Linked DNA regions of Mus musculus: region 2 is linked to region 1. The links are chromatin loops, found by intact Hi-C in ENCODE. Cell type or tissue: left cerebral cortex. All regions are shown on one strand. Links, peaks and the distances in the headings refer to the core of each region. The heading gives the core; the rest is flanking DNA. Region 1 holds the start of Polr2k (polymerase (RNA) II (DNA directed) polypeptide K). Region 2 holds the start of Gm34150 (a long non-coding RNA gene).

Evidence for each region. Hi-C counts contacts between places; a loop is a spot of excess contacts. Peaks named below come from ENCODE experiments on the same cell type or tissue, not always from the same donor. Only the 100,000 strongest peaks of a DNase experiment are listed, where the experiment ranks them.
Region 2: a loop joins it to region 1, with 2.0 times the contacts of the local background. A loop is called at or near these places in 2 of 42 quality-filtered maps.

The regions. Positions count from the first base shown.
Region 1 is chr15:36,173,236-36,189,751 of GRCm38, forward strand. Polr2k (polymerase (RNA) II (DNA directed) polypeptide K) reads left to right here and starts at 775. Exons shown (of 4, transcript NM_023127.3): 1 at 775-846; 2 at 1,752-1,821; 3 at 2,149-2,241; 4 at 3,519-3,777. The coding sequence starts at 1,761. The coding sequence ends at 3,541. It overlaps Spag1 (sperm associated antigen 1), which reads left to right and starts at 3,519. Exons shown (of 20, transcript NM_001359982.1): 1 at 3,519-3,966; 2 at 5,216-5,368; 3 at 8,461-8,608; 4 at 10,422-10,581; 5 at 13,372-13,497. The coding sequence starts at 5,335. In left cerebral cortex, for the core only: a CTCF peak has its summit at 6,449 (motif pointing right); DNase peaks (open chromatin) are centred at 6,433 and 7,969; H3K4me3 peaks cover 1,053 bases; H3K27ac peaks cover 803 bases.
Region 2 is chr15:36,364,585-36,381,100 of GRCm38, forward strand. It overlaps Gm34150 (a long non-coding RNA gene), which reads left to right and starts at 9,768. Exons shown (of 4, transcript XR_383935.4): 1 at 9,768-10,084; 2 at 10,617-10,881; 3 at 11,467-11,642; 4 at 12,087-12,546. It overlaps Gm33936 (a long non-coding RNA gene), which reads right to left and starts at 3,943. Exons shown (of 8, transcript XR_383927.2): 1 at 2,385-3,943. In left cerebral cortex, for the core only: no CTCF peak of the experiment used is centred there; DNase peaks (open chromatin) are centred at 9,051, 9,824, 10,758 and 12,156; H3K4me3 peaks cover 1,207 bases; H3K27ac peaks cover 2,363 bases.

The DNA of each region.
Region 1 (16,516 bases), core at 3,385-11,384:
TATTATTAAAATAAACGACTGGTGTGAAATAATTGAATGTAAACGTCCTGAACCCAACAGATGTGTTTTACTGAGTTCCAATTTTGATGTGTGAGAACACACACCTGTACTCTACTGAACTGGTCAAACACAGGAAGGAGAGTACTAAGAGAAAAGCTAAAGCCACCAACTAGTCGAAGTAATTGATGGAGCTGCCGTAAGAAAGCCTTGGCTTCAAAAAGGGAGGGAGATGGCAGGCGTTGTGATTTGCGCGATTAATCTCAGCATTGAGGCGGCGAAGACAGAGGATTGTACGGGTTTAAGAGCAGTCTCAGCCTGGGCTTCCCCTTTCCCTCTCTTTCCACTCCCCAACATAAAAAAGAGAGGTGACAGGAAACTAGGAGAGAACTGGAAATTGAAAACAAACAAACAAGCAAACAAAAAACCCACACGGGCATTGAACAATTTGAAAACCGCCATGTGCGAAGTGTCAAATCGTGAAGTATTGGTAGGGTAGCCTGCTGGTGTTCGCCTAAGCATCGGGTCGGTTAAGACTCCAGCATTGCCTGTCTTGGGTTCCTCCTGTATCTGCCATTACACAAGCACAAACCTTCGAATGCCGAGCTGTGGAGATGTTTTGCTACCCCAGAGAGAAGGGCAAATAAAAACAAAACAAAACCCCACAGGAAGCAGGTAGGAGAAAAACGCTGTAACCTGCCTCAGAAACAGAAGCGCCAGTCCCCCCGCACTGCGAGGGAGAGGGGGCGGGGCTTCGTTTCGTCATAAATCGGCGCCGGAAGTTGGCGAGGCAGCGCCGGAAAAAGCTTTTGCGTGCTCAGAGAAGGGACGCTTCTTCCAGCTGTGGAGGTAGGGAGTCTCCGGCTGATGATTTTGGAAGTAAATTTGTGGCAAAACCAGGAGAGACACTTGGCTTTAAAATCTTTGTGGGCAGCCGGGAGAGGTAGCACACTCCTGCCATTTGAGCGCTTGGAAGCAGAGGTAGGAGAATTCCGCCTTCAACCAGCGCCTTGACTTTGAGCCTGGCTTAGGTTACAAAGTGAAGACTCTCAAAGTCTTTTCAAAGAACCAAGCGCGTAAATAAAGATCCCCGGTGGAGTTAGTCTCGAGACAAGCTTTGATGGAGCTATTGCTCCTAGGTCAGATCTGAATTCCTTTGAGGAGTGAGATTGGGCAAACAAACCTCTCCTTAGCCTATTAGTGTATTACTCTTGTGTAAAGAGTAATACACTCTAGGATCGTGAAGACTGTAATAAACATTCCCCCTGGTGTTTATTATTATTGAAATTGTGGGTTTTGTTTTGTTTTGTTTTGTTTTGTTTTGTTTTGTTTCGAGACAGGGTTTCTTTGTGTAGCCCTGGCTGTCCTGGAACTCGATTTGTAGACCAGGCTGGCCTGGAACTCAGAAATCCGTCTGCCTCTGCCTCCCAAGTGCTGGGATTAAAGGCGTGTGCCACCACCGCCCGGCGAAAATGTGTTTTATTCTTAAGACCCAGCCCACACCACAGTTTGGGGGAACTATAGGTATAGATAAAGAATTGCGACTTTTCCTTTTTTTTTTTTTTTTTTTTTTTTTGTTTCCCCATCTGTAATACTGGGTATTTATCCTTGGGCCTCTGCATGCTAGGCAAACATTCTATTGCGTTTTTCTCTAAGGCCGGAAAATAAGAACCTTGTATTGCGTCTGAGAAAAAAAAAAAAGAGGCATGTTTTGTGCGAAGACCCTGATACTCAGTCTTTGTCTCTGATTTCAGGCACTAACAATGGACGCTCAGAAAGATGTTCAACCACCAAAGCAGCAGCCAATGATATATATTTGTGGAGGTAAAATTGACATTCATTTAAATAATGCTTTACTTAAAAAAACAACCACCACCCAAAAATCCTCTCTTACATGAGTAAAATTATAACGTGGAGCACTTTAGCGATTGTTAATGTAAAATCCCCCTCCCTTATTAAGATCTCTTCCTTTTATCTGGAAAAGGTGTACTGCCTACAGCCCTTCTTTCTCCTTGGTCTGTTTTGGCAATAATCGGGCACTTGGATGCTTTGGTGCCTTTTGGTTTGCTCCAGTTGAAATCTGTAGTTATCATTTGCTTCCCCCATAGTGTTTCTCTTTCAAGCATTGAATAAATGTGCTTTCTTTCCCAGAGTGTCACACCGAAAATGAGATAAAGTCCAGGGATCCCATCAGATGCAGAGAATGTGGATACAGAATAATGTACAAGAAAAGGACTAAAAGATGTATCCTTTCAAGCACATGTTCTAAATGTGCAGAGGAAGTGACTAATACTTGGACTGATAAAGACTAAGACCCGATAAAAGTAGTAATAACTTTTGGATTATCTATTTTTTAAGTAGAGTGCATGTGGACTTATTAAGAATGAGAGCTGAGAGAGTGGAGACTCCACAGGAGGTACACCCAGATTAATTATTTTAATAGGATTTATTTTTCCCAAAACTTGGGCGGCGGGGCCCGGTGAATTCAAGGCCAGCTTGGTCTATGTTTAGTATTCCAGACCAGCTAGAGCTACTTAGTGAGACCCAGTCTCAAAGAACCAAATGGGGGCTAGAGAAACGGATCAGCAGATAACAGCATTGCCTGGTTTATCCAAGGGCCCATTTCTAGAACCATGATTGCTCACAGTCACAGGTGGTTGGATAGACAGACCCCTGACCCTAGGGACCCAAATGGTACAATATATGCATGCAGGCAAAAGCACTCATGCATAAAATAAACCTAAGTAAAGAAATTTAAACCCTAATAAGTACATTTTCAATTTATTCATTTATTTAGGGTATCACTGACCATCCTAAAACTCTGGCCTCAAACTCAGAGATCTGCCTACCTCTTCCTACCCCCAACCTCCAAATACCAGGATTAAAGGCATGTACTGCCAATGTGTTTCTTCCCTTTTTTTTTTTTTTTTTTTTTTTTTTTTGTAAACATGATTAGCATTTTCATGTACCATTCATTATGGGCTCTCAGTAAGTCTTTTTTACTTCTCAGGAAATCTTTGTTTTTACTAGTAGTCATTGTTTGTTGTTGGTTATGAACAATCTAAAGTATAGAAGAAGTTAATAACTTAATGAAAAATAGTGAGGCCTACAAACTGTTTCATGTTAACCAACACAAACTCTTAAAAGTCAGCCTGCTCTACAAAGTGAGTTCCAGGACAGCCAGGGCTATACAGAGAAACCCTGTCTTGAAAAACCAAAAGGAAAAAAAAAGTCATCAATTGCTTCAGTGAGTTTTTTAAAAATATTTTTGCTTATTTATTCTTTATATTATTATATGTTACATTAGTAATTTATGTTATTTATCTTGTATCCAAAAAAGTGAGCTACTGAAAATGGAAGTAGTGCACTTTATTTTTTTAGATAATCTCTGGTGGTCATAGTGAACTTCATTCTTTTGTTCATTTTCTATCCAATTGCAAGCGTGGTGCAGGGGGTGACTTGGAAGCCTTAGTCTTATACAATTTTAAGTACTGTTTAAAATCCTTAACTCAATTCAACAGTGGTGGTTTTTGATGCTCGATGAAATGTGGGAGTTCAGAAGTATCTTCATTCATACATTTGCCTCATTGATGTTTCTCTTTAATGTATAGCATTTGGCTTAGTTTACTTAATGAAAACAACTGTATGCCTATGATTTCATTTAGAAATACAATTGTATTTTAATACTTTGTATAAAGGAAATTTTGGTTCAATATATGGCTTAATTTATTGCTTTTGTAATCCGTCACACAGTGAAGATTAAAAGTGTTTCCTCAAACCATTTCTATTCAATGTCTTGTTAGAAAGCCATCAAGCCAGATGACTTGCTTCAGGCCCTGGGATCCACGTAGTGGAAGAGGAATGGACTCCTGAAATGGGTCTGTCCTCTGACCTAGACTTGGGCATGTGCATGTAGAACACCCACAGAGAAGAAGAACTAAAATAGAACATTGAAAAAGGTCTGAAGAAGTAAGTCCCTTGGAAACGACTGCACTTTGTCAACAACTCTAAACTATCCAGAGTACTTGCTAGCTGTAGAACTGTAAAAAGTCAGGCCAGGCAGTGGTGACGCACGCCTTTAATCCCAGCACTTGGGAGGCAGAGGCAGGCGGATTTCTGAGTTCCAGGCCAGCCTGGTCTACAAAGTGAGTTCCAGGACAGTCAGGGCTATACAGAGAAACCCTATCTCGAAAAACCAAAAAAACAAAAACAAAAAAAAAAACCCCAAAACAACAACAAAAAAGAACTGTAAATAGTCAAAAGTAATGGATAAAAATCAGAAGCGAATAGACTAAGACAGCTGGTCAGAGGACTGGCTCAGCAGTTGAGAGCACTTGCTGTACTTTCAAAGGTCCCTGGTTCTGTTTGAATATCCATGTTGGGTCTGTCCTAACAGACTGGAACTCCAGTTCCAGGGCATCTGACACTGCCTTCTGGGTGTGTGCATACAGTCCACACAGACTTTGGTAGAATAAGTTTCCTCACTTACGTAGGTGCACACATCCCTCAGACCACATAGTTCTGGGCATTGGGTGTAGTGAAACCTGTCTGAAATCCCACTGCTTGGGAGGTAGAGGCCGGAGGATATAGAAGGGGTTCAAGGTTGTCTCTGGCTACGTAGCTACGTAGAGGCTAAGAGTGACTACTAGAACAGCCAGCGCTCCTCCAAGGTGCTCCCCTCTGTTGCTTTACTCTGTGTCTTACTAAGTTTTCTGGACTCTGCAAATCCTCCTTCCTCCTGGGTAATTAGGAGTGCAGGCCTACACTACCAGGCACAGCTTGAAATACTTTGCTGTTGAAGAGCTCTGTAAGAATAAACTTTGTTGGCTCTTGTGAGTTAGCCGTGTAACTCTTACTAAGCCTTTTTTTTTTTTTTTTTTTTTTTTGGTTTTTCGAGACAGGGTTTCTCTGTGTAGCCCTGGCTGTCCTGGAACTCACTTTGTAGACCAGGCTGGCCTCAAACTCAGAAATCCGCCTGCCTCTGCCTCCCGAGTGCTGGGATTACAGGCTTAAGCCTTTCTTTACATATCTCTTTGTTGGTCTCTTTATGACTACAGATATTTTTTTTGCTTGCCCACAGTCTTCAGATTATTTTGACCTTTTTCAATTCAGCACAGATTGTATAGCCAGAAGAAAACATGAAGTGTGGAAAGAAAATTACAAGCCCATGCATGGCATGACAGCCTTTCTCCAGATTGTTACAGTTTTTCCTCTGCAGGAAATCAGTGCTTCGGAAGTTCAGGTGTTTGCTTGAGACTCGCTTTGCTGTCTGGATGCTGTTCACATAAGTGAGACAGCTTAAGGATTATCCGAAAGATTGAGTCTTCATCTATAAATATGCAGTTTAGCATTCTCCAACATGAAACCCTAAGTAAGTATATAAATGTAATGGGTTGAGCATTGGAATTGATACCAGCCACAGTGGCCCCTTCCTGCAGACTTTTCTAAAAAGGAGAATTTATTGGATTCCTGTTATGAACTGGGCACCAAATCTGAAATGTATTTAAAATGGAAGTTTCTCCACAAAACGACCTCTACTGTTTTATTCATCTGAATTGCTTCTGTCAATCATGTTTGTATCTCCAGCACTCTAAGGGGTACCTTGCTCTTCACCATCCTCTCAGGAAATGTGGCTGTAGGAAAAGAGGAAAATGTGCCTTTCATTTATTCTTGTTCAAAGGATGGTAGATAAGTAAACCTAGTGTGCAACAGAGTCTGACGTTTCAATTAAGTATTTCAGTTACGTAGGACTAGACACCACTTCCCTTAGGAGTACAGCGGTCTATTAACAGCGTTTTAAGTGGTGTATGTGGTACACACCTTTAATCCGAGTACTCGGGAGGGAGAGGCAGGCGTATCTACAGAGGGAGTTCCAGGATAGTCAAGGCTACACGCAGAAATCCTGTCACGAAAAATCAAAACAAAGCAAAAAGAAACACCTTCTAACTTACTGTAAAACAGACTAAATCCCAAGGGGGCGGGGGTCTGCCCTCTGTGAGGGCAGAAATTGGCTGCGGCCTGTGAAGCCAATCAGCGGGCAGCAGGGGTAGCCAATTGCGGGTCAGAGGGCTTAGTCTCCGCCCAGCCGCATTGGGCACCGGCTCGGGTCTCGGGTCGGCATCCTCCGCTGGCTACAGAGACCCAGGTGAGCACCCTCGGGGCGTGGAGAAGCGGCCGCACACGCACACTGTCGACGAACGTCCTTTCTAGTCTGGGAAGGCGATTGGATCTTTCCACCGCTGTGGTTCACACGGGGGTGGAGTTGCCGCACTGTGGTTTCCTGGGGACAGCCATCTGCTTCAGCCCCCAGCCCAAGCCGGAGGAAGGACTCCCTGCGCCAAAGCTTGCAGGTTGGCCCAAGAGCTAGTTCCCAGGCTCGTCCTAGACACTTTACCTGGGTCTGGCGGTGCCTGGAAACCGTTGCCATGGCTGGGGCGTGCCACTTCCGTTTCTGGCTGCAGAGGGCGCCGGCTGCCTGAGTAGGAGAAGCTGAGTTTTCACGTTACTGGGGTTACCAGGAAACGCTATGGTAGTTTGCACAGGAGATATTACTACTACACTGATTAGGAAATACAGGAAATGAATGTGAGCAGGGTGATGGCAAATAAATCAGACCCAGCCATGATCAAGCTTTTAGACAGAAAGACTGAAAAGAAATACGGAAAAATTCTCCCGAGAACAATCTAAATGCCCAGAAAGCTAACATTTCTAATTGCCACAGGTTTAAGGATTTTACACAGGGAAATAAAAAGAAAGAAAGAAACATACTTCAGAAGAACTTAGAAAAGCTTGTGAGTCTTGATGAATGTGCTTTTATTGCGTAGTGTGAACGTAAGTTTGTAATATGTGCTTTTTGTGTGTTTGTTTTTAATTGTCAGATTGACACAAACTGGGGTCATCTGGCAAAAGGGAATTAAAACTGAGGAATTGCCTCTATCAGATTGGAAAGTCTGTGGGGTATTTCTGATTAATGATTGATGGTGGAGGGTCCAGCCTGCCGTGGGTGGTCCTGGGAGTTATAAGAAAGATGGCTGCCTTGGGAAGTGAGCCAGTGAGCAGCACCCCTCTATGGCCTCCGATTCAGCTCCTGCCTCCATGTTCTTGCCCTGAGTTCCAGCCCCACTCCATTCAGTGATGAATTGTAATCTGTGAGATGAGATAAGCCTGCTCCTTCCCAAGTTGCTTTTGGTCATGGTGTTTGTCCCAGCAACAGAAGGAAAACTGGGTTTGGTTTGGTTTTTCTGCCAAATCTATGTTAGTGTGGAGATTTCATGACAGAATACAAAAGTTTTATAAATCTGAAAGCTTTTTAAAAATAGGGTTTTTGTTTTGTTTTGTTTTGTTTTGTTTGTTTATTGAGATGGATCTCACCATGTAACCTTGACTGGCCAAAACTTGATATGAAGACCAAGCTGGGGGGCTGGTGAGATGGCTCAGTGGGTAAAAGTACCCGACTGCTCTTCCAAAGGTCCAGTGTTCAAGTCCCAGCAACCACAAGGTGGCTCACAACCATCCATAACAAGACCTGACGCCCTCTTCTGGTGTGTCTGAAGACAGCTACAGTGTACTTACATATAATAAATGAATAAATCTTTTAAAAAAAAAAAAAAAGAAGACCAAGCTGGTCTAGAACTCAGAAAGATCCGCCTGCTCCCAAACTCTGGAGCTAAAGGCATCTGGCTCCACTTTGTGTCTTTGTTTAATTCTTTAGATTTTTTAAGTTTGGGGAAGGAATTAAGAGTGTTTTAAACAGACTACTATTTTATTATATAAAGATTGTGCCTGCATGTGTGTCTGCATCACACATCCTGTGTCCACAGAAGCCAGAGACAGCCCCAGATGACCTGGAGGAGAAATGACAGGACTGCTGTGGACACTGGCAGTCCACCCCGGGCTCTGCTCTCGGCCACTGAGCCATCTCCTCAGTCCCACACTTAGCAACCGACTGTTACGTGCCAACCTGTTGAGATACACAACTTCATTTCAGGAGGCTTTGTCGCTTGTGCCCACATCTGTGTGGGAGGGCTTAACTTTCTAGCACCCAGTGACAGCTTCACTTCATGTCAGAAGCATGCAGTTCTACTTCATCAAGAAGCCCTCAAACCTGATTTTTATATAACCTGTAGTTTTTGCACCCGAATGTTTTATCGTTCTGTCAGGCCTTGTTTAAGGTGAAGTCTTAGATAATACATGTATGATGAATATTTTGACTTGGTTAATATTGAGAGGAAAGTTCAAAACAGACAACCTTCCTCTTTGAGGAAAAAAAAAATCACTCTGCTTATTTCCCTCTAAGATCACTCAGGACTACCTAGATTGAGCTAAATTATATATACATACATATATACATATACATGTGTGTATATATATTATTACATACATATGATAATGTTATATGATATATATAATTGAGCTAAATTATGTATATTAGATTCACATCTGTTTTTTTACATTATGTTTCAGCCATGACTGCTAAGGCTAAGGACTGTCCATCATTGTGGGGCTTTGGAACAACAAAAACATTTAAAATTCCCATCGAACATTTGGATTTCAAGTATATTGAAAACTGTTCAGATGTGAAACACCTGGAAAAAATTCTTTATGTGCTGAGGTAAGCATTTAAAAAATGATTTCATGCTTTTTATGCCATTGCCTTCAGGGAGACAAATCAACAATGGAAGTGTTGGGGAATTTTCAAATATTGAAGTCAGTACATAGGTCCCTGATTGGTTTGATTCTGTGGTTTTGGACCACATGAGACATGGCTGGTTAGGATCCAAGTGGGTAGTCAGCTGGCCTCCATTGGCTGTCCAAGAAAAGGTAAAGCCATGGAAACATGCTACTGGGGGAGGCGCACTTTTTGGTTCTCTGACAGCTAAGGGTGACTCTCTGCTGCCTGATCCCAGGGAAGATGGTGGAGAGCCTGAAACAGGAAGTTATCCGAGCCTGGTGATGTCAAATCTTGTATGGGTGTCCAGATGTAGTTGTTTTGAGTGCCTCATTCTCAGCCGTTCCACTTCAGGAAGCCTGAGAAGGGAAGCGAGCTTTTAACAATGCAGCTGATTGTCATGAGTTTCAAGAGTCTCTGCCCCATGGAGTACCAACCTGGGATGTCAGTGGGTTTCCTGAGAGATTGGATTTGAAGAAGAGCGTTCGGCTGCAGAAGCACTTGTGGCTCCTGAGCCAACAGCCTTCCCAGGATGCAGTCATGATTCTTGGCTCTTCACTGGTCCTTGCTTTTATTTTCTCTGACCTTCTTCCCTTTAAAAGACTTATGTATGTATGTATGTATGAATGTATGTATGTATGTATGTATGTATCTTGGCACATGTATGCCAGTGCCCAAGGAGGCCTGTGGAGTTCAGAACTTCATCTAGCTTTCTAGGGAAGGGATTCTGTTTCTTGAGTGGTTTACTTTAAGAGTGTTTTGTCTAAGCTGTTTCTCAGCCATTTTCTCCTCATACATTAAAAACCAACAAACAGTCCTGGAGAGATGGCTCAGTGGTTAAGAGCACTGACTACTCTTCCGGAAGTCCTGAGTTCAATTCCCAGCAACCACATGGTGGCTCACAACCATCTGTAATGGGGATCCGATGCTCTCTTCTGGTGTGTCTGAAGACAGCTACAGTGTACTCACATATATACAAATAATTAAATCTAAAAACAAGCAACAGTGACAAGGGCTGGGGATGTTTTACAATGTCTGCCTCGTATTCATGAGACACTGGGTTTGAGTCACATCAGTGGAATTTGGTGGCAAGCATTCGCCGTCCAGCACAAGGAATGTGAGCCCAGAAGGATTAGAAGTTCATGGTCATCCTAAGCCACAGGATGTAGAAATCAGCCTGGGCTGTATGAGACCTTGACTCAAAATGAGACTTTTTTTTTTAACAGAAACTCTTTGACATGGAAGCCTGCATTATCTGTCAGCCTGTCTCTAATACTGAATTTCCAGTATACATTTTGAAATTGCTCTGTGCATAAAATGAACATATATATGTTAGGAAAGAGAATATTACTTATTGAAATTAAATATGTATTATTTTATGCATATGGGTATTGAGCCTGTATGTACGTCTATGTGCATCCAGTAGCCACAGAGGCCAGAAGGTGTTGGTTGGAGGGAGTCAGATAGCCTGGAACTAACTGCACTGACAGAAGTGAGCTGCCACGTGGGAATGAAGTCAGGTCCTTTGGAAGAGCAGCCAAGCTGGCTCCCTGGCCCATAATTCAACCTTTAATGTGTGTAACTCACCTTGGTTTCTTTGGAGTCCTCAGCCCTGTGTATGCTGTAGATTTGCTGATGGGAATGGCCAGTGATGGCCGAGCCAGCCTCCCAGCTCCCGCCTTGCACAGCCCTTGAGATCAAGGATGGTAGAGCCTCGAAGTAAGATGCCAACTCTAAAATTAAACTGCTTTTTAAGGTCTGGTGAAGAAGGCTACTATCCTGAACTCACGGAATTTTGCGAGAAGTGCCTCACCAACTTGGCTCCTAAAAGTCGAGCTCTGAGGAAGGACAAGCCTGCAGAGACAGCATCCAGCTTTTCAGCGGAAGAGTGGGAAAAAATCGACAGTGATCTAAAGGTAGAGCAAGCATCCATCTCTGGCAAGCACGCTAACACTGTGCGTCCACTTCACTCACCTGAAATTCTGCCTTTCCAGCTTGTCACTGACCGGCTTTTCGGGGTGATTACTTCCAAAGGAATGGTGGCGTCATAATTCTAGTAATGTACTGTGAATTTGTGTGTGTGAATGCTTTCTGTATCATGTTCAACCATAACCAAATCACCATCTGTTTCTTTCTATAAAGATACTTGGAGCCGGGTGTGGTGCTGCCACCTGTAATCTTGGCACTGGGGAGGCAGAGGCAGGAGATGAGAAAGGGGTCAACCCTGGTCACACAGTGAATTGGAGGTCATTTTTCCCTACACAAGACTCAGTCACAAAAAAACAAAACCAGAAATACTTGATATTTGGCTGTGCTTATTTGTTTGTTTGTTTTGGACTTTCTTGATCCCCCCTAAATAAATTAGGAGAATTCAAGTCATTTGAGCAAAGAATTTAAAAATATTTCTGTCTAGATGGCAGTATTTTTATGGTAAATCTGGAGATCAGGTAGTGAAACCTTAGCTGCTTTCTTAGGGTCAGTGTTGCTGAGATGCACCCCCAGGGGGAGGCAACAGAAACTCGGGGGGAAATGGTGTACTCTGCTTATGCTTCCACATCACTGTTCATCACAGAAGGAAGTCAGGGCAGGAACTCAGACAGGAACGTGAGGCAGGAGCTGCTGCAGAGGCCATGGTGGGGTGCTGCTTACTGGCTTGCTCCCCAAGGCTTGTTCAGCCTACTTTCTTATAGAACCCAGGACCACCAGCCCAGATACAGCACCACCCACCATCACTGGGCCCCACCAGTCACTGATTAAGGAAAGGCCTTAGAGCCGGATGGATCTTATGGAGGCTTCTTGTCAATTGTGGTTTGCTCCTCTCAGATGACTCGAGCTTGTGTCGAGTTGACATAAAACTAGCCAGCATATTTGTTCTTTTTGTGAGTTGTTTTGCTTCGTTTAGGTGTATATAATAATGTAGTTTGTATACAATAATATGCTTATGTTTGGATTGAGACTGTATTGAATTCTTGTATATTTTAATTATTGGCAGTATATTATAGCCCAGGTAGACCTCAGATGGCCAGTTCTCTTATCTATATGTTTCAAGTACTGGGATTATCGGCTGCCACATTTGATTTCTTAATCGGTTTCAGAAGAATTAACAAGAACTAACATCTTTTTGTTTCCAGGTACAGTGGCACAAACCCATAATCCCAGCACTTAGGAGGCCGAGGCAGGAGAATCTAGATTAGCCTTTGCTGCATAGCAAGTCCTTGTCGCAAGCACGTGCACATGTGTGTGCCTGTGCACATGTGTGTGCCTGTGCACACAGTCAGGTGTAGTGGGAATGGTCTAAACTACTCTGGCTCCTGTCAGGTCGCACATTAGTACCTGCCTAGCAGCAATCTGTGTTTGCGAATGAAAGATACACACACATATACACACAGACACACACAAACAGGCAGTTCTAATCTTCCCCGCAGCTAGCACACATTTCCCTCCTGTAATCCTGGCTTAATGCCCTCTAGTTCTTTATTTTATCTCTTTCGCCCTGGCTCCTTCTGGGCGGCTCCCTAGTTTTTGTTGCCCATGACGATTTTCCTTCAGTAGCTCTAAATCTGATTCATCTTCTTTAGAATCATGGTGATTCCTTTCTTCCAGTTCCTCGCCTGCACAATCTAAAAGTCACGCTTCTCTCTCCGCCCAGCCATTGGCCATTGGTTCCTTTTTTTTGTTTTTTGTTTTTGTTTTGTTTTGTTTTTTGGTTTTTTGAGAAAGGGTTTCTCTGTGTAGCCCTGGCTGTCCTGGAACTCACTCTGTAGACCAGGCTGGCCTTGAACTCAGAAATCCTCCTGCCTCTGCCTCCCAAGTGTTGGGATTAAAGGCATGCGCCACCACTGCCTGGCCCCATTGGTTCTTTATTGATCAACCAAAAACCAGTTGGGGACAAGGACCTTCAGTGTTTGGACATGCAGATTCCCGATTAATTCAGAGCATTAGAACCACTCACTGGGGTGTGTTGGATTACTTCAGTAATCCCAGCCCTTGGGAAGTGGGTAAAATAGGCAGCAACATGAAAATTCTTTAAAATTCTTATTCTATTTACCTGTCTGTCTTGTCTGTCTGTCTGTCTATCCATGCATCACTCTGTGTGTGTGTGTGTGTGTGTGTGTGTGTGTGTGTGTGTGTGTATGTGTGTGTATGTGTGTGTTACCACACGTGTGGAGACCAGAGGACAACTTTAGGAGCCAATTATCGTCTTTGATTCATGTCTTGGGAATTGAACTTATGTCATCAATCTTGGTGGCCAGCACCCTTATCCGCTGAGCTCTCTCACTATCCATATATTCTTTTTGTATTTTCACTACATCCAGAGACAGACAGAGATACAGAGGGGTCGGGGTGGGGAGGAGGGAGAGAATGTACATGTATGGGGTGGAGGTCAGAGAAGAACTTGTGAGAGTCCGTTTTCTCCTGCAATTATGTGTCCTACGTTGAACTTGGCATCCTTAACAGCTGAGCCATCTCATGCCCACTCCCAAATATTCCTAATGACACTTAACTAGACACTAAAAATGTTAATAAAGTAAATTTTGTGTTATGGGTATTTATAACCATTAAGGAAAATGGAGCCCCCCCACCCCCCACCCCGCCCCGAGAGAACGACATGGAACTCGACTCTGAAGGCTGCTGCACAGTCTTTCTAATGCGTGGTCAGTGACTGCCATCTCTACAGCTGTCACCTTCTGCTCCATCCTTCTTAGAGTTGGGTGTCAGAAATCAAAAGAGAGGAAAATACATGTCACTTCCATGACCCTGAAAACCATCCCGGAGTGGAAGATCCTCTGCCTCCTGTCCGCGGCTCCACCTGCTGCCCTCACAGTGGCAAGGTAGGCCTTTCCGGAACGGGGGAGCGGGGCTGACAGGCATGGGAGGTGGCTCACAGGGATACCAGGGAGATGTAAAGGCAAGTAGCTTCACCCTCCTTAGGCTCCTCTTCTCTTCTCCTTTCTCATCACCACCCCCCCCCCCCCACACACACACACACTTTGTTATAGCGCTAGAATTTGAACCTGGGAGCTCACACTAGACAAGAGCTGCACCCCTGAGCTATGGCTCTAGACCTCTTTAACTTTTTATTTTGAGACAGTGCTTCCGTCAGAGGTCTAGGCTGGCCTTGAACTTGTGACCCTCCTTCCTTAGCTTCCCAAATAGCTGGGATTACAAGGCTGTGCTATCAGGCCCAGCTGTCCTCTTGTATAAGCTGTATCTGATAGCCTTTTCTGAAGGTGTGCATTTTAGGGTCAGCATTTTTCCTCTTTTATTTTTTGCCATTCTGTCTCTTCTACTCTGATCATTTTTTAAGAGCATAGAGGATATTCTCCTTCAGGGAAGAACCCTGTCTTTCTGGGGAGGTGCAGAGGCTGTGTTGCTGTAGAAGCCAGCTGACTGCCCACTTTGAGTGGTGTTGCAAGCACTTAGAGACCCCTCCACTCCCTGGGGCACATGCTTCTCTGGTTTTCATTCTTTGTACTTGGTCCCTATTTAGTCTTGCAACTCTCCTTTTTACCTCATGAGTTTCATGAAGACGGGGTCTGTTGGAGCTCCAAGTCCATCCAGTTCACTTAAAGTCAAATCTAGGCCTTTGAGTGCCTGCTCACCCTGTTGTTTGACAGAATGACTACCCGTCTTTCCATCTTCCTGTTCTTGTTATTCTTATATTTTTGTTGTTATTGACTTGTGTTTATTTATTACTATTTTTAAATAGGGTTTTACTATGTAGCCCTGGTCAGCCTGGTCTGAAATTCACAGGAATCTGACTGCCTCTGCCTTCCAAGTCCTGGGATTAAAGGTGTGCATCACCATCATGCCTGGCTATTTAGCTTTTTAATATATATTATTTAATAATTAATATAATATTTAATAAAATATATTGAAATATAAATATATTTAACATATGCACGCACAGTATATATGTATGTATATATACATATATATGTACACATGTGTGTGTGTGTGTGTATGCCATACTACTGTGTGCACGTCAGATTTAGTGCTGTGGGTTCTCTCCATCTGCCCTGTGGATTTGGGAGATAGAGCTGAGGTCTTTAGGCTTGGCAGCAAGCATGTCTACCCACTGAGCCATCTAACTGCCCCTCAGTTTTTCTAGAATCTTTGGTTTTATTTCTAAAACATTTCCATCAGTCTGCTCTCTCATAATTTACCTTCCTGCACCTCTGTGCTCCTCATTAGGGGCTCACAGGTAGTGGGAAACGCTGCCATCTGTAATCAGTGAATTTGTAGTCACTAATGGAGCACTGTGTGTTAAGTTTGTGCGTCTGTGCCCTAAACCATATGATATGGAATTCTTGACCTGGTCTTTATTTTTTAAATATTTATTACTCATGTATGTGTGTTTTGCCTGCATACCACATGCATAACTGGAATTACAAACAGTTGTGAGCTGCTGTGTGAGTGCTGGGACTTGAACCTGGGTCCTCTGGAAAAGCAGCATATGTGCTTAGCCACAGAGCCATCTCTCTAGCCCCTTGACATGACTTTTAAATGGCTTGTGATCCATTGGTACAGACAGATGGGCAGCACAGTGATTCTCAGATTGCATCCCAGGAAATCCTACAAGTTAATGTTTGTTTTCCTGTGAAATAAAGTCATGTTATATTGCCCAGGCTGGCCTGGAATTCTTGCTCTAAATGATTACCTTGCCTCGGCCTCCTGAGCAGGTGGACAGTGGGTATACACCACTGCATCCAGCAGTGCGGTTTGAACACAGTGTCAATACCTCACCTTTCCCTCTGTCTTGACCTCGGCACCAAGAGTAAAGCTGCTGTGCCTGACCTTGAGTCAAGGCTGGGGCGTCAAACCATGTGCACACGAGTACACACACACACACACACACACACACACACACACACACATACACACATGTGCACACGCGCGTAATATATTTTCATCCTCTAAATGGAATGCATATTTCACACAGGGATATTGAAGAACTATATAAGAATTTAAGTAACCCCAGTTTCTTTCTTTACTAAGTCTCTTCATATTTATTTATTTTATATGTGTTTTGCCTACATGTATGTATGTGCACCATGTGTATGTATGGTGACCAAGGAGGTCAGAAAAGGATGTAAGGTCCTCCAGAGCTGGAGTTACTTGTGAGCCTGCATGCAGGCGCTGGAACTGATCCTTGGTCCTCAGCCAGAGCAGCCAGCGCTCTTTCCTGCTGAGCCACTGCTCCAGCTCCGCTACCCCAGTGTCTCCTCAGCTCCTTTAACCACTAAGCTGTGCCATTTGTATTCGTTTTCTAACAAACTGCTTGGCTTTAAACAAGAGGAATGTTTTTTATAGTTCCAGAGGCAAGATGCTGACAACCAGGGCATTGGCAGGGCCATGGTCCTTTGAAACCTGTAGGAAAAGATCTCTCTTTGCTTTTTTGGTTCCTAGTATTGTCCTCAACTATGACAGCTGAGCTCTAGTCTCTACCTTCATCTTCAGTCTCCCTCCTCTTGGTACATTCCTCAGGTAGTAAGATGTGTTCTGGGAAATTAAGTACTCCTCTGTCTAATGGCTGTCATGCTTTCCTCCTGATTTCTCTGGGTACAGAGCCTGCCCTGCTTTCCCATCGTGAATCAGCAACAGGTCTGGGACCTGATCCTGGCCACTCTGCTCTGCCAGCTCACTGGAGCCCTTTCTTTCAGTTTCTCTAAGGGTGGAGGAGGGGAGGCCCACTCTTTAGTTTTCTCTGATGAGGCCTTTGTGGTTTTAATCCCAGATTGCTGTGGCTGTGTCTCCTGCCACATGGGGAAAGCACACAGCCATCAGTAAGAGGAGGAGGTCAGCAGGCAGGGAGGGCACACAGCCATCAGTAAGAGGAGGGGGTCAGCA
Region 2 (16,516 bases), core at 4,536-12,535, 190 kb after region 1:
GGGCCCCAGGGATGAAGCTCAAGTTATCAGGCTTGGTGACCAGGGACTTTACGTACTGATGAGCCACGTTGCTGGTCCTCAAGTTGAAATCCAAAGCATATTTAACAATTTCCTCCATGACTAGCACAGTCAAGGAAGGAGAAATGATGAAAGAAAAAAAAAAGAGGGAAGGAGAGGAGAATGGGAATAATATGGGTGACAAAAATTTCTGTCTCAGAGAGGGAGGTCCTGACAATAATTTAGGGGTGGCATTGGTGACTTGGTTCCCCCAGAACTCTCATAGAGTGTGTGTATCTTGGGGCTAAGTGCAACTGGTCATTGGAATGGTATGTTCAGCCATCATTACCACCAAGCTAGTGTACACCCTTCAGATATGAGCTCTGGCTTTCTGTCTGAGTCACATCTCTCTGATCACTCTGATGTGAGAGGGCACACCAGGTGAGAAAGTGAGAAATTAGCAAACCCAGGTGTCTGCTGAGACAGAAGGAAGGGCACAGCATGTATTCAGAGGCACTAATGGGAGAGAAAGTTGGCACTGAAGGGTTGGACACAGCACCTGATGGTTGGGTGGTGATGCACCTGCTCCACACTGCCTTCTGGCTGCAACTTCTAGGGATGGGTTTACAAATGTATGCCTGGTTCCCATTGCTTGGCTAATTCTGTCCTGCCAAGGGATCTAGCTTCAGCTCTGATTCCTGGACACCTTTGACCCTTGTCTGACACTGGATTATTTGTGTTTGTTTGTTTGTTTGGCTTGGTTTTTCCAGACAGGGTTTCTCTGGGTTGTTCTGGAAATTGCTATGTACAACAGGCTGACCTCAAACTCGGAGATGTGCCTGCTTCAGCCTCCCAAGTGCTGGGATTAAAGGCATGGCCACCACCTCCAGGCTTAACATTGGGTGATTTAACTTTCCTTCCTCACACTGGCTCTCCAACCCCGCACAGCACAGTGACACTGTTAACACTGATGTGAGAATTCTGCTTTGGAGGAAACTGGATATGTTCTTTCATTACAGCTGTGAATTCCCCCACACTAAAGTTTCCAAACCCTCACTGTTACCCTGGGTGAAAAAACTAATGTCTTGGCTCCTCAAAAGTAAACGGAGAACTCAGAAAAATGATAAAGACACCTGGTCAAAGTGCCCAAGGTACATCACTGATGCTAGTTGTGTGGAAGATGTGTTGGCTATGAACCATGACATGTTGAATGAGGTGACACAGGTACTGAGGTATGCGACACAGCAGCATAGCCAAGTATGTGACTAGGACAGTGAGGGGACGGTGTTTCTAGCCACGTTTGTATTAATGAAACTCATAGATTAAGGACATCCTTTTAAGTATAAGACAACAAAGCAAAAAGCATATGCTTGCTGCAAAGCGCAAATCTGCCCACACCTTATTTGTCACAGGTTATTTGATCACACTGTGCGTCTTGAGATTCTTATTTAGCTGTGGTGTGGCTCAGCCTTAGCACACACCTTTAATACAAGAGCTCTCTGATTGAATGTTGTAAACTGGATTAATGAAGTCAACCATAGGTCAAGAAGCAGAGCAAGCAACCAGTTGACAGGGAGTGGACACAGGATTATTAGGAAAACCATAGAGAGTAAGAGGGAGCCAGGAAGACAGATAGAGAGACTCACAGGAAGTAGAAAGGAAGGATATTGAGTTTGAAGGAGGTTTTTTGAGAGAGGGGCATTTCTCCTGGGGCATCTGCTGAAGAAGAAGGTCAGCTAGGTGCTTTCTGTACCTCTCTGAGCTAGCAGGCTTTCATTCTAGCTTCTGACTCCTGAGTCTTCATTGGTAAAATTGAACAATTAAGATTTTGTTAAAACAAACAAACCAACACTCAATTTATGGGAACCAGTGATCTCACTGCCTCATGAGACTGAACAACATCTGTATCAGGAAAGCTATGGTTGGGAGATGGAGGACATCTTGGCTACACTGAACCAACCACCTGGGAAATTCTGCCCTGGCATCTGATATGTGACAGCCCCTCTGTTTGTCTTTCTTTCTCTCCCAGAAATCAAGCCACATCCCTCAGGTGACAGAGTCCATGTACTGTGATGGGGCCTTGTAACCTCTCCCACACCCCCCTCCTGGCCACAGCAGGATAAGTTTACGGTTCCTCCTATTGCCCACCACCATGGTTCCAAGCTAGGTCACATGGTATGAAGCTTGCTACCATCCCTGCAAACCTATCAAAGTTAGAAAGCCCCTTTGTTCTCCAGAACTAAAGGATCTGTCTCCATTCAGGACCCAGAGATGCTATTTCAAGCACAATGTCCAAACTCTCCTAACATACTGGCATTTTAAGGAAAGACTTTCTTGCCCTTCAAGACGCCATGGTAACTGCCCGTGGTCACAGTGTGGTGTCTCACCTAATGTTCTGCCACTTCAAATTCCAATCATGAAGGCCTGTCATCCAGAGTCTTTCTCCCAGTGAAGCTCACATGAAGGGTTGTTTTCTGTCAGTTCCTTCCAATGAAACTGCTATTCTTTCTAACTGTACCTTAGCCTAGGCTGGTGTTCAGCCAAGCAGAGATATGAGTACTTGGCAGAGGGACCTGGCTACTGTGACATGTTGATGGTATTGTGATGGCCATAATGGCCTCTCTCCCTCTCCAGCTCCCCAGGCTCAGCACGTTCTTCCTGGAGCATAGTTTGAAGGTAGATATATATTTCAATAACTCTGTGTAAGGTTTCACAGGCAGTAGATTTTGCCACAGGTGACATCATCTTGGTGTCTCTGTTAGCTACTTTTCTTCCTGCTATGACACAATATCCACAAGATGCCATTGCAGAAGGAAGGATTTGTTCTGCATCAAGGTACAGGATGACACATTTTATCATAATGGTGATGGCCTGGAGCAAGAGGCTTGTTAGTCAACCACCAGGAAGCAGAGAGTGAAAGAGAAATGGGAGCAGATTATGTAACCTCAAGGCCTGTCCCCTAGTGACCCACTTCCTCCAGCAAACCTCCATTTCCTAAAGGTTTCACAACCTTCCCAAACAGTGAAACCAGCTGGGCCCAGAGTTTCCCACCTATGAACCTACAGTGGACTTTCCACACTCAGACCACAGTAGTGCCCAAGAAGTTCTGGTTTGGGGATATTTTGTATTTCTGCTTTGTTTGTAATACAGGTCTTTCATTGGTTATCTGGGCAGTTGTTTTTTGACACCGTACTTTACTCTGTAGCCCACGCTAGCCTGGAACTTACTGTGTAGCCAATGGTGATTCTTCTGTCTTAGCTGCGTTACAGACAGGTTACCACAAAGATCTGTCTTAGGAAACTGCATGAGCCACCTTTGTTCAATGAGGTGGTCCTTTGTGATCAAACTCCCAAGTCCTGATATATTCCTTCCAATGATAGTCGGTGCTCTCAGCCAGAATGACATTTCCTACATTGCAACACCTTTGGGCCAACTCTCATTCCTTCGTTGACTTACTCAGTTAGGGTTACCTCCAACCAATTTGCATATCCTGGCTCACAAGGCATTTTCTTCTGACAAATGATCATGGTGTCAGCAAGCATATTTACAATTTTCAAAGAATTTACAGGAAAGTAGAAGCTATAAAAACCATAATAAACCATGACGTTAGATTCTTCTAAAGATGGCTGTCATCATGTGCCTCCAAACACAGCTACAGTTGGCTGTAGGATATCATCAAGCTGCAGTGCTCCCATGGCAACCAGCATACACTCAAAGCTTATAAACGTATACTAAGAGTGGAAAATGTTCTGTATAGCAGTGGGAAGAGCCAGGTCTATCCCAGTTACACAACAGATCAGCTGTGTGATCTGTGCAGCTATTTATAACTGGAGCATGTTTTCCAGTTCTGTCATTGTTTCTCAAAGTGTGTGCCTCAGATCACTGACATCAAATCCTATAGCTTTGGCTTCTTCTTCTTCTTCTTCTTCTTCTTCTTCTTCTTCTTCTTCTTCTTCTTCTTCTTCTTCTTCTTCTTCTTCTTCTTCTTCTTCTTCTTTTAGAACATGATTTCAATATTTTCAACTGTTAATATTCAATGAACAGAATAATTATTTTAAGATATATTTTGTTGTTATGTCTCCCTTTTCATTTCTGATTTTATTAATTTGGATACTGTCTCTGTGCCCTCTGGTTAGTCTGGATAAGGGTTTATCTATGTTGTTGATTTTCTCAAAGAACCACCTCCTGGTTTTATTGATTCTTTGTATATAGATCTTTTTGTTTCTATTTGGTTGATTTCAGCCCTGAGTTTGATTATTTCCTGCTGTCTACTCCTCTTGGGTGTATTTGCTTCTTTTTGTTCTAGAGCTTTCAGATGTGCTGTCAAGCTGCTAATGTGAGCTCTCTCCAGTTTCTTTTTGGAGGCACTTAGAACTATGAGTTTTCCTCTTACCACTGCTTTCATTGTGTCCCATAAGTTTTGGTATGATGTGTCTTCAATTTCATTAAATTCTAAAAAGCCTTTAATTTTTTTCTTTATTTTTTCCTTGACCAAATTATCATTGAGTAGAGTGTTGTTCAGCTTCCATGTGTATGTGTGCTTTCTGTTGTTTTTGTTGGGATTTAAGACCAGCCTTAACATGGTATTATTTCAATCTTCTTGTATCTGTTGAGGCTTGTTTTGTGATGAATTATATGGTCAATTTTGGAGAAGGAACCATGAGAAGAATATATATATATTTATTTAGGATGAAATGTTCAATAAATATCTGTTAGATCCATTTGGTTCATAAATTCTGTTAGTTTCACTGTGTCTCTCTTTAGTTTCTGTTTCCATGATCCATTCATTGCTGAGAGTGGGGTGTTGAAGTCTCCCACTATTATTATATGGAGTGTGATGTATGCTTTGAGCTTTAGTACAGTTCCTTTTATGAATATGCATGCCTTTGCATTTGGAGCATAGGTGTTCAGAATCGAGAGCTCATCTTGGTAGATTTTTCCTTTGACCAGTATGAAGTGTCCTTCCTTATATTTTTGGATAACTTTTGGTTGAAAGTTAATTTTATTCAATATTGGAATGGCTACTCCAGTTTGTTTCTTGGGATCATTTGCTTGAAAAATTGTTTTCTAGCCTTTTACTCTGAGGTAGTGTCTGTCTTTGTCACTGAGGTGCATTTCCTGTATGCAGAAAAATGCTGGGTCCTGTTGACGTAACCAGTCTGTCAGTCTACGTCTTTTTATTAGGGAATTGAGTCCATTGATGTTAAGAGATATTAAGGAAAAGTGATTGTTACTTCCTGTTATTTTTGTTTTTAGAGATGGAATTATGTTGTGTGGCTATCTTCTTTGGGGTTTGTTGAAAGATTACTTTCTTGCTTTTTTTTCTAGGGTGTAGTTTCCCTCCTTGTGTTGGTGTTTTCCATCTATTATTCTTTGTAAGACTGGATTTATGGAAAAATATTGTATAAATTTGGTTTTGTTGTGGAATATTTTGTTTTCTCCATCTATGGTAATTGAGAGTTTTGCTGGGTATAGTAGCCTGGTTTGGCATTTGTGTTCTCTTAGTGTCTGTATGACATCTGCCCAGGATCTTCTAGCTTTCATAGTCTCTGTTGAGAAGTCTGGTGTAATTCTGATAGGTCTGCCTTTATATGTTACTTGACCTTTTTCCCTTACTACTTTTAATAATTTTGTTTTGTTTTGTGAATTTGGTGTTTTGATTATTATGTGGTGGGTGGAATTTCTTTTCTGGTTCAGTCTGTTTGGAGTTCTGTAGGCTTCTTGTATGTTCATGGGCATATCTCTCTTTAGGTTAGGGAAGTTTTCTTCTACAATTTTGTTGAATTGTAAAGATATTTACTGGCCCTTTAAGTTGGGAATATCCACTCTCTTCTATACCTCTTATCCTTAGGTTTGGTCTTCTCATTGTGTCCTGGATTTCCTGGATGTTTTGGGTTAGGAGCTTTTTGCTTTTTGCATTTTCTTTGACTGTTGTGTCAATGTTTTCTATGGTATCTTCTTCCCCTGATATTCTCTCTTCTATCTCTTGTATTCTGTTGGTGATGCTTGCATACCAGCCTCAGGGCTACATGAGATTCTGTCTCTGAAAAACAAAACCAGTGAAACTTATATGATCAAAATGCATTGTATTAAATTCCCAAATAATTAATAAAATGTATTCTGACTTTAACACAAATGACATATATGTGTCGGGGGGGGGGGCGCAAAAAAAATCCCTAAATAGCTGCATACTTCAGAGGTCTGCAGACTAGGGGCTATTAAGGTTTACTTTCTTGCTTTATGTCTATGTACGAAGTGTTTGAAGTGCCTGCCACTGCCTTAGTTAAGAAATGGTTAACACCTGCTGTATCTGATCTGGTTTTGTTGTTGTTGTTTGTCTTTTGTTGTTGTTTTTCCTTCTTTTTTCTTAGACCTCAGACATTTCCTTGAGCGAGTACCAGGAGATCAAAAGGTCTACCCCAAATTGATTCCGTTAGCATAATTTGAGTTAGCTAAGAGGATCTGCAGATCTGACACATGAAGGACTCCAAAGAATATGAGCTTCCAGCTTCCTTGATCAAGCTTGTTTTCTCAGCCAGTTAAATAATTAAAAGGCAGGAAAGATCTCAAGCGTGACAAGTAGCAGCAGGGAAAATCTCAGATACAGGGAATCATCCAGTGTAGAGGTGAAGAAAGGTTTCTTCTATTCAGGTGAAGAAATACACACACACACAGACACACACACAGACACACACACACTCACACACACACTCGCACACACACACACACACACACACACACACACACACAGATGTGCGCGCGCACACAGACGCACACACCAAGAACAAGATCCTTTGCAAAGCCAGACAGTCTGAAATCTGATTTCTCTTCAAGAGCTGGTGGGTCTTAAGGTCTGACTAACTTAGGGTTGGTCAGTTTGAACAAAGACAGGGAGGCTGATAGGGCCACAAATTTGAGATAAACATGTCCTGAACTAGCTTTGAACTTGTTGGACAGGTCCACTGCTGAAGGAGGGGATTTCCCACTGACTGAGAAACCTTCCAAGCCAGCAAGGCCTTTGTTTCCAGCTGCCAGGCCTTTGCATCAAGTCAGGAGGTGGAGGAAGAAGGTTTGGCATCTTTATTACTGAGCTGTGGCCCCTCCTCCTAGCAGGGAGTCTCTCTAACTTTCAGTTCCTCACAGATACATGAGAAAACATTGCAGGATGCAGGCCCAGGTTCCCAATCTGAGGACCCCTCTTACCTGTAATCTGTCTGCTATCTCCCCAGAAGCCCCACATTTCTATCTAACGAGCTCCAACTGCCCACACTCCTTCTGTATCTTATGTAACAGGGCATCAAACCCTAGTAAGACTCCAGACCTTAGCACAACTGACTCAGCATGTAGACAGCAGTACCTGTCAAAACTAAAACACAGGCCTAATGCATTGAAGTCCATAGTTCTGGGAAAGTCTCTAAATAGCCTATCCTTGCTTTTGACTTCTGTAGTTCTACTTCTGGTTAACTGTTCTTGTTCATTGAAGTATGTCAACCCAGATATTGGTTTTGTGCCTAAAAGCTTACCCTGAGAAAGGTTCAGTGCTACACTGGGATCCTGAACACCTGGTGTAATCGATGGCTGGCTAATAAAGATTTCCTATTGGCTTAAACCCATGTCTGAGCAATCTTCGGTGGTGGATACCCCACAGCATCTCATACATGCTATTTACCACCCACCCCATTTCTGCATGTTAATTAAGTTGTATGTAACCCTCTCTTATTTCTCTGCCTAAGTCAGTTCATTTCCTGGATTAACACAATCAAACCTTCAGAGGAAATATGAAATGTCTCTGCCTCCAGTGTGGCAGCAACTGTATTGGGCTTATAATAAGCATATAAAGGCCTTAGGACACACTCTGCTGATAACCAACCTTGGAACTGGTTTCACTTTGTGAGTTATTAGCTGCTTAAAGAAAATGTTCATATCACAAGTTGGAACAGGATCCATTCCATATACAACCTCCAAACCCAGACACTATTGCATATGCCAGAAAGATTTTGCTGACAGGACCCTGACATAGCTCTCTCTTGTGAGGCTATGCCAGTACCTGGCAAATACAGAGGTGGATGCTCACAGTCATCTATTGGATGGAACACAGGTTCCCTAATGAAGGAGCTAGAGAAACTACCCAAGGAGCTAAAGGGGTCAGCAACCCTATAGGAGGAACAACAGTATGAACTAACCAGTAACCCCCTCCCCCCCAAGAGCTCGTGTCTCTAGCTGCATATGTAGCAGAGGATGGCCTAGTCGGCCATCAATGGGAGGAGAGGCCCTTGATATTGCTAAGATCACATGCCCCAGTACAGGGGAATGCCAGGGCCAGGAAGCAGAAGTGGGTGGGTTGGGGAGCAGGGCTGGGGGAGGGTATAGGGGGCTTTGGGGATAGCATTTGAAATGTAAATGAAGAAAATATCTAATTAAAAAAAAGAAAAAAAAGAAAATGTTCATTGTCCAGGCATGGTGGTGCACACCTTTAATACCAGCTCTCTGGAGGTAGAGGTGGGTGGATCTCTATGAGTTAATGCTTGAGTTGAAGATCAGTCTATTCTACTATATAGCACAGTGGTTCTCAGCTTGTGGGGTGTAATCTCCTCCAGGCGGGGTCAAATGACCCTTTTATAAAGGTTGCCTATGACTGTTGGAAAACACAGATGTTTGCATTACAATTCACAATAGTAGTAAAATTATAGTTATGAAGTAGCAATGAAATAATTTTGTGGCTGTGGGTCACAACAACATGAAGAACTGTATTTAAAGGGTTACATCATTAGGAAGGTTGAGAACACTGCTATAGTGAGTTCCAGGACAGCCAGCACTACATAGTGGGACCCTGTCAGAAAAGAAGAGAAGGAGGGGGGAAAGGAAGTGGGGGGGAGGAAGGGAGGGATGGAGGGAGGGAGGGAAAATATGCTACTTTACTAACAGCAGGTTTTGTTGGATTATGAAGTGTCAGTGAGTAGGGAAATCAAATTCAGGATCTTATGAAAGCCCTGAGTCATTTTCTCCCAGATGCGAATTTGCTACATCTTGGCTCACATAAATGAAGGCTCCCTTCCTCAAGGTCTCCAGGAAACAGAGGGCAGACAGGAGGAGCAGGGACTGGTGCCAGACAAAGTGCGCTCTGGCGCAATTGGAGAGCATAGATAGGCTAGGGGCTACTGCAGAAGGCTCTCTCCTTCCCCTTCACTCCAGGAAACCCTCTGCTGGTCAGGGGCTGCTCTCTTTTCAGTGATGGAGCCAGCAGTCTTCACAGTCCTGTCAGCACAGACATTCTGGGGATATTTGCAGGATCAAAAACAAAAACAAAATTAAAAGAAAAAAAAAAAAACCTTGAGAGGTTTTGTCTTCAACTACACTTTGTCACAGTCTTGCTTTGTTCCTCCCATCTGGCCTTGGGGGAAGTAGGTTAGCCCATCTAGGCAAGTTTAACAGCAGGTTCTGGGGATAAAGCCCCACAGTCACTATGGGCTAGTCCCAGGATGCTAAGGAGAGGCCTGGTCCCTGCCCCAGCATGCCTCAATCCCCAGAGCTTCTTCAGAGAGGGACCATGCACCGCTCTCTTTAATGTAGGCAGAGGCAGTGTGAAAGCACAGGCACAGGAGCCCGAGGCCTTGGCACCCCGGTGTTCTACCTGGCTGGAGGAAGGAAGGAGAAGCCCACCAAACTTAAAAGGGCTCTGGGGATTAAGGAAGACTCACTGCTAAACCTCCCTGGAGGCAGGAAGGGCTGCTTCTGGGTTACTCCCTGACCAAGGTCCTAGGAGAAAGTGCCTGTGAGGCTGGCTGTGTTCTGCCCCGCCTCCCAGTCTTCTCTCCCACACCCTCTCTTTCTCTCTTCCCACCACCTACAAGGGCAGCTTGGAGCCGCCCAGCCACACAGCGCACGCAACAGAATCTCCAGAAGTTGACATGGTTGGAATGCGTCTGGGGTCTCAGTAGCACTGTAGCTGAACCACACACGCTGTATTCTAAATTGAAGTAATTCGAACGCTCATGGAGACCCTGAAGAGCACAGGGGGTGACAGTGACCTGATAGTTCAGAACCTCCTGGAGGACAGGAAGAGAAGTTGGCTCCTGTGGCTATTTGGGTTGGTAAAGTTGACCTCGGCGGGCGGCGTATCTTGCTCTAGGAAAGGATTCTGGATTCTCCGGATGGAGTACTATCAAATTGCTACCAAATTGCTCTTACTGGCTTTCTGTATCCACCGCCTAGGCAGGCAGTAACTGTGTTCCTGTGAGTGTTCCTTCTCCCCTCCAGGGGCTGAGCCCAGGGTTGGGGCTCCTGGAAAAGAGCATTCATGAGACACAAAAGCATAGAATGTAATCTCGAATTCACGGGGTGGCTTTCCCTTCCCTCTCGCCATGCCCAGCTGCTTTTCTGAGTCCTGGCAGCCTTTTCTCTGCAGCAGCCTCCCTGGAGCCACTCCCCTTCCCCGGTGAGGCTGCTTTGCATTCCACAGGCACTCTAGACCGAAGGGCTGTTTGTCTAAATGGCGTAAGTTGCTATTTCTTTACTGCACTTCTGATAAGAAACTGCCTTGAACGTGGAGGACTTCCGGTCTTCAGTCTTGCTCATTTCCCAGATATTGCTCTTTTCTTTCTTTCCTTTTTTAAAAACAGCTCTAGAACTCTCGATCGCAGCCATGCCTGAGTGGGCGCGCAGCAGAGTTTAGGCGGTTTGGGGTGCTAATTAATTCAGGTGCAGAAGAGCAGCCCAGTCAGGCGAAGCTGGCACCTGGCCCATGTGTGAGTGGTGACTCACCTGCTGGAAGACAATCTGGGGACCGTATAGCTTGAATAGCAACAAATACTTGGCTTGATTCATGCGTGGATGTTTACGGATTATCTAGAAGGAAAGCTGGAGCCGGGATGATTCCTAAATAGGGTAAGACAGGTTGACAAAGTCATAAAAGCTACCCAGTAGGAATAAAGTCCGCCCACTCATCAGCTCTGTTGCTAAGATTCTGTGTTGATTCCTGACTCAGAGGATGGAGCAGCGTGCAGCCAATTGTTCTGGAAGAACTCTGACTTTGTGGGACTCAGAGTGCCTTCCTAGGTGGTCTCTGGAGGGGTCAAATAACTTCAAGCAGGGTGCTGCTGGTTCCCATTTGGGGACTACCTCTGAAGCCAAGGCTGAACTCCCCCTCTCCTGACTCCTCCTCCTCTTCTCTCCCTCCCATTCCCCCTCCTCCCCCATACTGTCTTGCCCCTCCCCTCTTCCTTCTCCTGCCTCCCTCTCTTCTCTCCTTTCCTCCCAACTCTCTTTTCCTGTCTTCCCCTCCTCTCACCACCTTTTCTTCCTCATTGATCCCTCTCCTCTCTCTCCCTCCTTCCTCTCCTTTCTCCCTCCCCTCTCCTCTTTTCCCTCTGCATCTTCAGACCTTCAAAGATGCTAATCTTCAGATTAAGAGGATACCAAAGATGTTTTGGTATCAGATAATCTGATTTTTTTTTCAAATATTCATTATAGATGTCCTACCAAATTGGCTTCCAGGCTGTTACAATGGCTCAATGCAAAGATTTGGCACTAAGCCTAACTAACAACCCGAGTCTCATCCTTGGAACTGTTTAAAAAAGATTTTGTTTTGGAGTGGAGTGGTTGCTCATGCCACACCTTTGATCCCAGCACCCAGAAGGCAGAGGCAGGTGAGTTTGAGGCCAGGTTGGTCTACATAGTGAGTTCCAAGACAGCAAGGGCTCTGTTGAGAGACCATGTCTCAATGAACAAACAAGAAAATATGAAAAAAAATCTATTTGCTCAAATGTGTTCTAAATGTAACTCAGTTAACAGTGGTAGAAGGCCATGTTAAAAATAGGCAGAATCTGTCATCCCTTTTACCGTGAACCAGGTTTCAGCATAACTGAAAGCCAGGTGGATTGAGGCATGTTCTTCTATAGATCAACATTCAGAGTCGGGTGAATTTTAGTGGAAACTTCAGAATCAGAAAATAATCGTGTTGCAGGAAATAATCGTGTTACAGTTTTTATTGGGAGGGGACTAGTGGTTATCAACAGGTAATAGTTTGCAGTGGTGAGATCAGCCAGTCAGCTTCAGACATTTTAACAGTGTTAACAATGCACCCCCCACAGAGATGGTTAAAACCCACACAAGGAAACAGACCCATGAGTGGAGTATGCCAAGAAACAGTTGAGCCGGAACCACAGCCAAGCCAAATAATCTCTGATCTCGAAAGAAGATGAGGATACGGGAGGCACAGTTAAAGGCCTTGCAGGAAAGGCAGGTGAAAGCTGGGTTTGGGCAACCAAGAGAAACTGTGCTGCTTCCCCAGGTCACTGCTGAGGAGACGCAGAGAGGTCAGCTCCAGGGTAGAACAGACTCAGAGACCTCGGAGGATACCTAAGAGCCAAACACAGTGAATGAACTGGGCAGATCCTAATTTGAACAGATAGCAGAAAAGTTAATTTTGATAACTGAGAAAATTTATCAAATGTCAATGATTTTTTTTTGTAATTTCAATGAATGAGATAATGGAATTATTGTTACATAAAAGTATTTGCTTTGGAGATTTAGCTGAAATTCATGATGATACAATTCTGGAATATCTTTAATATGCATTCAAGCAAAAGCATAAAACAAACGTAAGGAAAAGAAACTAGTCGATTGGTGTTAATGCTAGGCACTGGCTCAAGGTTTTCTGTTTGTTTCCTATTCTTGAGTCAGATTGGACATTTTTATAATAAAAAAAATCAAAATAAAAATGTAACACCTGAATCTTTTCTTATTCATTGTAGTGTCTATCCATACTTTGAACTCCTATTACCTCCTCCAACCTCAGAATGTCACTATGTTCAGGGACAGAACCTTTTAAGAGGTCATTGTGGCATAACAAGTCACATGGTTGGGCCATAACACAATAGAATTGGTGAAGAAGAGATCAGGATCTGTGGAGTTAGTGTTTTGTCATTGTGACAAGATGGAGTCATCTTGGAAGACTGTGCCTCAGTTAGGGAATGGCTTTCATCAGATTGACCTGTAGATGAGTCTACCTAGCATCTTATTGATTGGTGCTTGATGTGGGAGGGGCTAGTCCACCGTGGGTGGTGTCATTCCTAGACAGGTAGTCCTGGAGCATATAGAAACCAAACTGAGCAAACCATGGAGAGCAAGCCAGTAAGCAGCACTCTTCCATGGCCTCTGTGTCAGTTCCTGGCCCTGGGTTCCTGCCTTTGGTTCCTGCTCTGGCTTCCCTCAGTGGTAGAATATTAAATGGGCTTTGTTGTTGTTGTTTTTAAGACAGGATTTCTCTGTGTGGCCCTGGCTATCCTGGAAGTCATTCTGTAGACCAGGGTAGCCTTGAACTCAGAGATCTGCCTGTCTTTGCCTCCTGAGTGCTGGGAATAAAAGTATGCGCACCACCTAGCTGTGGACTATTAAGTGTAAGCTAAAATAAACCCTTTCTTCTTTGAGTTTATTTGTATCAAGGTCCTTTTCATAGCAATATAAACCCTAACTAAGACAGACTTAGACTAAACATGTGATGAAACAGAAGACAGACATCTACAGGCTAAGCAGAGAGGCTTCAGACAAAATCAACATCTCGGGCTGTCTTAGGGTTTCTGTGGCTGTGAAGAGACACCAAGACCACAGCAACTCCTATAAAGGAAGGCATTTAATTGGAGCTTACTTACAGGTTCAGAGGTTTAGTTCATTGTCATCATGGCAGCAAGCATGGTGGCATGCTGGCAGACATGGTGCTGGAGAAGGATCCAAGCGTTCTACATCCAGATCAGAAGGCTGTAGGAAGAAAGAGAGGGATTGGCTCCAGCATTCAAAACGTCACAGCCCTTCCCCAGTGACACACTTTCTCCAACAAGGCCACACATCCTAATTGTGCCCTTCTCATGAGCCCACGGGGGCCATTTCCATTCCAACCACCACACTGGCACCTTGATCTTGGACTCCCACTCTCTAGGGCTGCAAGTCATGGTTTCTATTCAGCTGCCCAGTCTGTGGGGCTTCGTGATGATAGCACTAACAATCTATACTTGCTTTTTCAATTGTTTCTCTTTATGCCACTTATCACTCTATAATATACATATTTCCTTAGGTTAAACTTCTCCCACTAATTAGGCCTGCAGCCTGAAGCTGGGCTGCAGGGAGGTAGGCAGGGCTTCGAATGCTGGTCTTGGGGTCTGAGGCAGAGATAGGAGGAAAAGAGGACAGAGAAGAAGGAAGAGGTTGCCATAGGGTAGATGTATCGTGAGAACATGGCCATGAGGGCCTGCCTGTTGGAGTAGGAGTGGCTCATGCAGAACACGTGATATCTCGGGGTTATTGACAGGGAAGTAGACAAAGCAGCACTGAGGGCTGATACCTGCCCAGCTCTGGTGCTTTAAGGCTTGTTATAAATATAAAGGTTTGTGTCTTTTATTTCAGAACTAAATGATCTAAGGTTGAGTAGAAACCTCCAAATAATATTTACCACAAGAGGGTGGACGGCCATGCAGCTCACTTTACATCCATGTGCTCCATCCTGTGACCTGGCTGGATTTTCTGACCTTTGTCTGGAGGCTGGGCCTCGGTTTGCCCTATAGAGAGGCCACTCTATGTTCTGATTCTCTTCCAGCCAAAGTGAACCTGGCACCCTCACTGAATGCCAGGAAATTTGTGGGAGACTCCAAATTACTTTAGTGTCTAAAGAAATGGGGTACGGGGCTGGAGAGATGGCTCAGTGATTGAAAGCACATATGGCTTCTGTAGAGGACACATGTTTGGTTTGACAGTATCCACAACTGGAAACTTACAACTGTGTGACTCCAGGTCCAGGGACACAATACACTTCTGATATCTGCAGGCACCTACTGTCATACACACACACAATGAAAGGAAACAACATCGTTTTTTCTTTTTAAAAAGGATATAAGTGAAACTTTGGAGAAAAGAAACTGTGACTAAGAGGAGGAAAAAAAAGAAGAAAATAAGTCCCTTGTCACTCCCTAGACTTATGGTTCCTGCTGAAAACCTTTGCTATGGAGAAAATCCCATCTTAGGAGTTCTGGCTTCCTAATGTAGAATTATGGTGACTTTTTCTTAAGATTTCTTTGTAGCTAAACCCAGGCATGTAGTTTGTTCTTCATCGCCTTAATATACTCACCAGAGATGTCTAGAAGGGGACTCACATTGACCTACTTTGAAAGTAGACAATGTAAGAATGCCAACATGCCATCCAGAATCTAGTTTCTGGTAAAGATGCAGGGGTTTTGGCAGTAGTGCTGTCCGAAAAGTCCAGTTCCTGGTGCAGGAACTGTGAAGGAACCCTGGCTTAAGTAGCAACTCTGTAACTGTATCTCGAAGCCCTGAGGGCACTGGAGACAACTCAGCTCTGTAGCATAGATGGGAATGTTATTTCTCAAAACAAAACCCCTTGCCTAATTCTCCAATCTTCCTGATAATTCTTCGGCTACCTAAAACCCCTTGCATAAACTTCTTTGCTATTTAACCAAGTAATCTTAAAACAGGTACAGCTTGGTGAACCACAAAACACATGTTTTAAGGCTTGTTACTTAGGAGAGAGAATGAAAAGGAGGTTTTGGTGTGATAAAATACACATGACATAAAATTTACTATTTTAATAGTTGAATTTAGCAACAGTAGGTACCTTCACAATGTTGTGAGACATCTCTACTACCCATTTCCAGAAGCTTGAAACTAAAACATGCTAACATGAATTCATGTCCTTGAAGACACCAGAGGCCTATTTTAATTCAATTCTAGTAGGTATTTAATACCAACTTGTGCAGTATAAGGACTCTGGCTGTTTTTGCCAGGTTGCCAGAATCTAGTTGGTGCCTGAAAAAAAAAAATTGTCTGATACTGGATAATCAAAATACTGAGATAGTATTTTTTAGATGAATAGATAATGGAATTTAATATCTAAATGTATTTTAGGAAAACAATCTCTTTTAGATACTAATTAACCTCAGATGATGCTAGGAAAGATGTTGGAATTGAGGCTTATTAGAGATGATGCAGTCTCTCCCGGACAACACAGTTAATGTCACCTCTGAGCTATGGTTCCAGGCTCTTGCCACTATCAGACTCCACAGGTCAGAGGTTGCTTTGCCAATAGTCTCTAATCTGCGTGCAGCAGCATTGGAAAAGAAAACCTTACCTGATGATTCCTCACCTCTAAACCCAAGAAGTCTCTAGACTGACCTCAAGATTCTTGGTGTCTCCTAAGGTTCTCGGGGGGCCTTATGTCTTCATCTCCTTGACCTTCAGACACTTTTATAATTAACTGGTCATCTGGTTCTAGAACTTTATTTGTTATGCCCCGGCTCCGCGGGAAACCCAGGGGGGGGGGCTCAAGAACTGCGAGTCCGAGTCCGATGCAATCATGCATAAGAGTCTTTTTACTTTTGAGTCAGACTCGGATCAAAAACCTTCCCACAGTGCAGGACAGGAGTGTAACCCCGAGCTTGGATGGCTTGGCACTTATATACAGCATAGTCAGAGATCTTTGAATGCTTAGGGTGATGGGGGAGGCGGGGGAGATAAG